Regions from separate parts of the Homo sapiens genome. Here region 2 is linked to region 1. Evidence: chromatin contacts called from ENCODE Hi-C or POLR2A ChIA-PET data. All regions are on one chromosome and are shown on one strand. Each heading gives the region's core, a stretch centred on a gene start or an enhancer-like site at or near the end of the contact. The rest is flanking DNA. Distances are from core to core; before and after follow the strand shown. Region 1 has its middle 39 kb from the start of LINC00703. Region 2 overlaps LOC105376360 (a long non-coding RNA gene).

Region 1 (3,562 bases), core at 273-2,772:
GAAAAACACTAACATGCGCTCCCACATGGATGAACTTGGAAAACGTCATGCTAAGTAAACAAAGCCACACACCATCTGACTCCATTTAGATAAAATCGCGGGAATAGGCAAATCCACACAGACAGAAAGCAAATTGAGAGTTGCTAGAGTCTGCAGAGAGGAGAGAATGGGGAGTGACAGCTTAATGTGTGTGGGGTTTCCTTCCGGAGGGATGAAAACATTCAGGAACCAGAGAGTGATGACATTGGTGCGGCACTGTGCTTGTACTACATGGCTCTGAGTTGTTCAAATTAAATGGTTAAGATGGTAAATTTTTGTATGAATTTTAATAAAGTATTAGTTGGTTGCTTTTTAAAATTGCTTGACCATTTATGTCTTTATAAAGTAAGGAATATGTTTCTTTTAATAGGGCTCAAAAACTAAAGATTCTGAAACAGTCTCTAGATAACCTTGTAACTGCTGCTTAGACTACGAGGTAGTAATCTGACAAATTTCTAAATTACATATGACTTTTAAATTGTTTTTAAAAAATTATTGTATAGTTGGTAAGCTCCTATTTGGAAACAAGGGAATAATGAATTCTTAAAAGAGCAAGATTCTAGAGATTTTCTGTGAGAATCAGAGGATAAAACACTTTTATTAGAGTCAATGAAGCCATGTGCCCCTAAATATTTTATTTTCAAATTTAAAGTGTATGATTGATTGTCCAAGCTGATAATCAGCACCAACCCTCTCTTGTTTTCCTCGTGTATAATTTATATCCTATTATTTTGAAGAAAGACCCAAGGCAACTGTGCTATCCACATGTGTACATTGAGCCGCAGTCTTCCAGCTGTGCAGTTTCCGGAGCATTAAAAGAGTTATTCTCTCTTAAAACACAGGCTCACATGCCTGAAGTCCCACTCTTAGAAAATGATTTGATTTCTCCTTTCATCCAGGATCCTCTGATAAAGTGCCACTAATGACTCCTGGAGACAGCAGAGCAATGGGGCCCAGGCCAACTGCGTCTTCAGAGTCTGCACTTGTGACAGAAGGGGGCATCTATGTGGAAACCTCAGCATCTTCTCAGTGCATCTATTCCACAGCTGATCTGGGCCAGCTTGAGATTCCCTCTCTCACAGCACCCTCCACCCACCTCACGGAGGAGGCAAAACTATCTCTCAACTTTCAGTGTGAGAGTCTGAAAATGGGGAAGCTTTAAGAAAGACAGGTTTTTTTTTTGTCTGTTTGTTTGTCTGTTTTGTTTTTTCCTTAAAGCCCAAGGCTACCATGTTTATTTCTGGCTTTGGGTTTCTTTCTTGAAAAAAACCCTTTGATAGAAAGCACACCTTGAGTGACCTGCGCACCTCTCCTTTGACACAGATCCATTTTGTTTGGGGAAGTTGCATGGGAGGCAGAGTTGAAGCTGCTGCAGAGGTTTGTATTTCAACAGATCATTCCAGCTATCCACGCTCAGCGCCAGGGAATATGGAGACTATAACATAGTATGTGGCTGACGCAAGTTGCCTACATAACTCAGACGAGAGCTCCACACCCTGGGGCTGTGCCTCGCCACTTCTGTGGAAAACATTCTTCAGAGCTCTTTGGAACAGGATGACTCACATCAGGGGGTATTTTTAGGAATCTGTGAACTTGCATTTAGCTTAGAGATGCAAGATCCATCCAGAGGAGCTCTGAGCCATTACACACGGGCTGTTTTGAATGTTGTAATTCAACCACGGTTTCTTGGTCTACGATTGAATCATCCTCCAGTTAAGCATCAGAAGAAAACAGAAAAAGACTGTTGCTACAGCAGGGCATTTGATAACATGCTAAGGAAATCAGTGCCGGCAGCGGCCCCATGTATATTTTTACAGAAGAGCACCTGCTTGTTCCCAGCTCATCTTGCAATACTTGCTTAAATTTTGCAAATTCACTCCTAGAAATTTGTTGGATTGCATTAAAATATCAACACTGAAATTAGAGGCAGGTGTAGTCAAATGCATTAAAATGCCACTCTAAGCAAGGTCAGCTATACATAGTGCTCATTTATTTGCAGCTTACCTTTCAAACCACTGGAGAGAGGGGCAAATTGGAACAGCAGGTGCGGCCTGTGGAAGCTTTAAGCAGCATGAGACAGTTTCCCCCTGGAAGGTTGGGACCTCCCAGATACGTGTGTGTATATTTGTGTGTGTTATGTATGCATGTGTGTTGTATGTGTTTAAGTGTGTGTGGTTTTTTAATTTTTGTTTGTATGTATGTGCATTTGTTGTGTGTGTGTGTTTGTATGTGTGTAGTTTAGTTACTAAATAATCAGTTCCAGGTAAGAACAAATCAGTCCATCCATCAACCAATGAACAGATGAGTTGTAGGCAGACCTTTCAATGCTGAGAAATAGAATCTTTGTTTCAGTGTCAGGATAAGGAAATTCTGCTGTCAAATGTCCAGAGAATAAGGGTTAGCATTATTTGGGCTTGGAGGCAAGAATTTCTCATCTTCCAGTAATGATCAAAACCTGAACAAATCTAATAATATGTAAATGTCCAAAAAAAGAAAGAAAGGAAGAAGGAAGGGAGGAAGGAAGAAAGAAAGGAAGGAAGGAAGGAAGGCAGTGAGGGAGGGAGGGGCAAAAATGGTGAAGTTTATGAATTAAAGGAAAAAGGAAAGATTTTAGTCAACTTAAATATCGTATTTCTTTCACAGCTGAAGTTTTCTTCGTACATGTTTACGTTTTTTTTTTTCTTCCCTGCCTGATATTTTGATTATTTTTGCTGCTGGTTTGCCAGTATGTAAAATTTTCTCACTGACTGTCCCTTGCCAGAACATGGAAGTCTGTGTTGATTGTTACACTACCTGGGTTGACCAGGGTTTAACGTAAATTCATGAACTTAACAGTGGATTCTTCTCCAAGTGGAGCTGTGATGACTAAGAGCACTCCCAGTTGACTTCCATTTCACAAACTTTCCCCCTTTCACTTCAGTATTATTAAAACAGATGGTGCCTTTCCAGTCCAGCAGGGAACTACAAAAACCAATTTTAGAGAGTAAATTGGAAAGTTGATGTTTCCTTTTAAACAAACAAAGGAGAGCTGAACTACCTCAGCCAAGAAAGAAAACCAGATCTCAAATGTTAACCTAAATTCAAACTACTATAAAGCAGTCTTTTGCTGAAAAACAAAGCACAGAACATTACATGGGACCCTTCAGTGAAAACTTTGATCATAGTTTTCATGTTTCTGTCAGGGTGAAAAGAAGAAATAGCAGTCTCTTTTGACAGTATTTTTGGTCTGGCCAAAAATAAGGACGTATCAGATAATCCATGCAAAATGTTGTTTTGATGTAATTTCCAGTCATCTTTCCAGACTCAAAAATATTTGGCTAAGAAGCAGCTGGAGGCTAGAGCCAGAGTTGAGTCTCACATGGTCATTTGTTAAGAACTGTTCATTAGTAAAGTGAATTCTCCAAACATAATTTTGATGTTCAAGTTACAGTCAGATGCTCACATGTAAATGCAAACAGTATAAGAATAAAATAAACTTTAAGAATATTTACTCTTAATTTTCATAGGTGTTATTATTATTATT
Region 2 (3,351 bases), core at 817-3,316, 720 kb before region 1:
TGCACCAGGTAGTCAAGTAGGGACAACTGGTACTGCCAGGGACCAGGCTACATTTGGGGAGCTGACAAGAGCAGCATCAGAGTAGGCTTTAGTGAGGAAGCTCATTGGGTTCATGGCATGCAGCCCATGAAAGGGATGAAGCAAGAGGACCCCCTGGTCAGGGCAGGGCATCCATCACGTTGGGAAGAGCAGCCAGTGCAGGGTCAGGCTGGTGAACGGAGGGGACGGGCCAAACGTGAATCTCAAAGCAGAAGCAAATACAGGCAGGTGCAAACCCAAGCGCTGTGCTCGGCCTCCTCAATGTGGATTGCAAAACAACAGTATTTACTGGGGCTTGCTATAGACAAGACACTCTGCTAGGGGAAGGGGATACGTAGAGGCAACAAGACAAAATGCCTACCTTACAGAGAGGGTATGGACTAATTGATATGCTGCATAATGACCATTCATCAATGAAGGACCGCATATTCTATGGTAGTCCCATAAGATTCTAATACCATATTTTTACTGTATCTTTTACGTGTTTAGTATGTTTAGATACACCAATACCATTGTGTTCCAATTGCCTACAGTATTCAGCACAGTCATATGCCATCCAGGTTTGCAGCCTAGGGGCACAGGCTACATCATACAGCCTAGGCGTATAGTAGGCTATGCCATCTACATGTGTGTAAGGACACTCTATGATGTTCACACAATGACAAAATCACCTAATAGCACATTTCCCAGAACATGTCCCCAACATTAAGCAATGAATGACTGTAGCTGAAAAGGGTAATTTAACAACGGAAAGCAGTGGGTGGCAGTCAAGAGTTCTAAGAAGTCCAAGGTGAAAGTGCTCTGTGAATAGATTGCTGGTCTCCTATTTTGCTTTTTGAGCCCATCTGTGCTGTGCTTTTGGAAAAATGTTGTCAGTCCTAACCTCCAACACTCTCAGTGCATTTGGAGCAATACACTTCTGGTGAACAGAGAAAATACCATATTCTGCAAGTGAGATTTTTTGTCTCCATTCTGTGGTTATTCTTTATCCAACAAAATGAAGTTTTAGAATTTAAGTTAATGAACATTTATTGTGGACCTAGCTTACAGAGTAAAGGGACAGATGAGTAAAAGAGTCTTTGCCCTCAAGAGTTATGAAACCTGAATCACAAGAGAAGTATAAAAAGGGACTACCAGAGAGTTCAGATGAAATGAGGTGCATAATGAATGTGCCTTCAGTGGGGCACAGATGGAGTTATGTGGGAGGGCATGGGGAAACTCTTAATGCAGGAGTTGGCCTTCAGATGATCCTTCAAGTGGGATGGTCATTAGAAGGAGAAGAGATCCCCAAGGATGAGCAATGCCAGTATCTGAGGCCAGATGGCCCGGAAAGGCTGGTGCTAGGGGGAGCAGCAGTCACTCTGTTTGTCAGAGCCCAGGAGCTCTTGTACAGAGGCAATGGCTGCACCAGCTGGTGGAACTACATTGCAGGAAACCTCCAAAGCCACACAGGGTTCATCTGCTTTTCAAAAGGCAAAAAAGGACTGGTGGGAAGTTTCTGAGCCAGAAGGAGACAATATCAGTTATATCTAAACCAAAATATTTTTAACTTGGTGCAAGGTTTCTAGATAAATCAGGGAACTGGATAATGAGTCAGAAAGAGTGCCAGGAGGATGTCAGCATCGCAGAGGTGCTCCCTGCTAACATCACATCCTGCACTCAATTTTTTTTTTCTTTAAATCACTGCTCGGGTTGTGTGGCATGTAATGAGAATGGTAAAATGCTTTGTTCTTATTACTGTAATTTCAATAACAAATATGGAAAGAAACAACGAAATGGCCTACACAATAAAAATAATTGTTAACCCATTTTACTAGCTCTGTGGCTAAATTATATTTTTATAAATTACAGTTCCAGTGGAGGCAAATGTGCTCGCAAGTTCCTTGTTAACAAGGTCACCAGTATAATTTGAATATTTTCCACAGCTGTTGCTCTCACACCTAAAGAGGGAAACAGCTCCAGCTATGTAGGGCAAGTGAACGAGAATGCTAATGAGTCTAACAGATTGGTTCAAAATAGAAGCATAAACCTTCAATTCATGAGGACACAACCGTTACGAAACCAAAGCCGAGGAGCTGGTCTGTGTTGAGGAATTCAACACTGCAACATCGTTCGAATATTTGACATAGTTCTTGACCCAGGCTTGGCAAAATTTGTCCACTATAAATAGAGGAAGGAGGGAAAAGTTTATGAGAGACCATATAATTCCATAAACATGAATTTCACTCTTAGAAGAATCCATAAAGAATACTTTGAAAACATGCTTTGTGAACGCTCTTTCACTGAATTACTGTGTAAAGCGTTTTGGCAGCAGTATCATGTTCTATACAGCAGAGCTAAAATTGCAAATTCACAATGATACAAGTGATATTAGGTAATTAAGACAATAAAGATTTATTTGATGATAAGAATCAATGGCTTGATTTACCAAATCAATTGGTTTACTATTTTGTTTGTTTAAGTGGAGATGAAGTAAACTTCCATCACAGTCCTTAATGATAAATCTTTATTGTTGCTGCTCTTTTCCATTCTATCTGCGTTGAGAAACTAGTTTTTGGAACTCGCTGTAAGAGCTGTAGAATGGGAACAGGCTGAACCACTGAGTAAGAGGGAAACAGGTTTTGCACAAGACGACGTGCAAGTGGAGGATCTGACGTGGTTTGAAAAGCCGTGGGGCTTTGACTAACACACTGAGGCATGGAGGAAATGCCACCAAATTCCTACCAAAGCACACTCTGAACATCGACATTATACTAAAGCGAATAATAAATAAGGGGCAAGAACTTGCAGGCACTGCCCATTTGCATTAAAGTCTGACAAATTCCTGCTCCCAAAGAATTCCTCAGGAAATGCATTGAGATGATGATTCTCAGATCAATTCCCTAGCATTCAGGGGAAAAGTTTTTTAAAATCACAAAATTAAAAAACAATGTCTTTCAATACTCCAGGCACTGATTTGAGATGTTACACTTTTTGAAGCCAGACTCGGTACTTTTTGGTATATTGGGCTCAGAGTCTCACTGGTACTAAGCTTATTTGATGCTTTGGTGTGTTGGGCACAGAGCTTTCCCTGGTATGTAGCTTATTTGTAAGTTTCTATAAATTGTTGCAAGTCAGCTGTAGGAAAAGCAGGCATCTTGAGAAGTCCTGGTAATTATTCCAGAGCACTAGGCTTACATTAAAAAATAAAAAAAAAACTTAGCCCAGAGTGTTGTGAAAAAGACCAATGGAGATTATCATTTAGCTACCTAAGAAGAGTGTAAAGAAAACAAATTATTATCCTAAAATACTAGTGATGATTTACCTAATTAA

Evidence for each region. A loop is a pair of places that touch in the nucleus more often than their neighbours do. ChIA-PET counts read pairs that join two places held with the same protein, here RNA polymerase II (POLR2A). Pooled maps may share reads with other maps.
Region 2: a pooled map shows a loop between it and region 1 (4-fold over the local background). The contact joins two enhancer-like sites. A Hi-C loop is called at or near these places in 1 of 37 single-sample maps with no recorded cell type and 3 of 50 pooled maps. POLR2A ChIA-PET finds 5 or more read pairs at or near these places in 1 of 52 experiments (AG04449).

What each region holds. Positions count from the first base shown.
Region 1 is chr10:4,343,114-4,346,675 of GRCh38, forward strand. No RefSeq gene overlaps it. Among named protein-coding and RNA genes, the nearest start is that of LINC00703, 39 kb to the right of the region's middle. RefSeq lists an enhancer at 966-2,165. Within about 2 kb of position 1,523, at least 20 of the 41 ENCODE cell types and tissues checked have a DNase peak (open chromatin) inside an H3K27ac peak, as active enhancers do.
Region 2 is chr10:3,621,870-3,625,220 of GRCh38, forward strand. The region is part of intron 1 of LOC105376360 (a long non-coding RNA gene); the gene reads left to right. Among named protein-coding and RNA genes, the nearest start is that of LINC02669, 120 kb to the left of the region's middle. Within about 2 kb of position 2,067, at least 7 of the 41 ENCODE cell types and tissues checked have a DNase peak (open chromatin) inside an H3K27ac peak, as active enhancers do.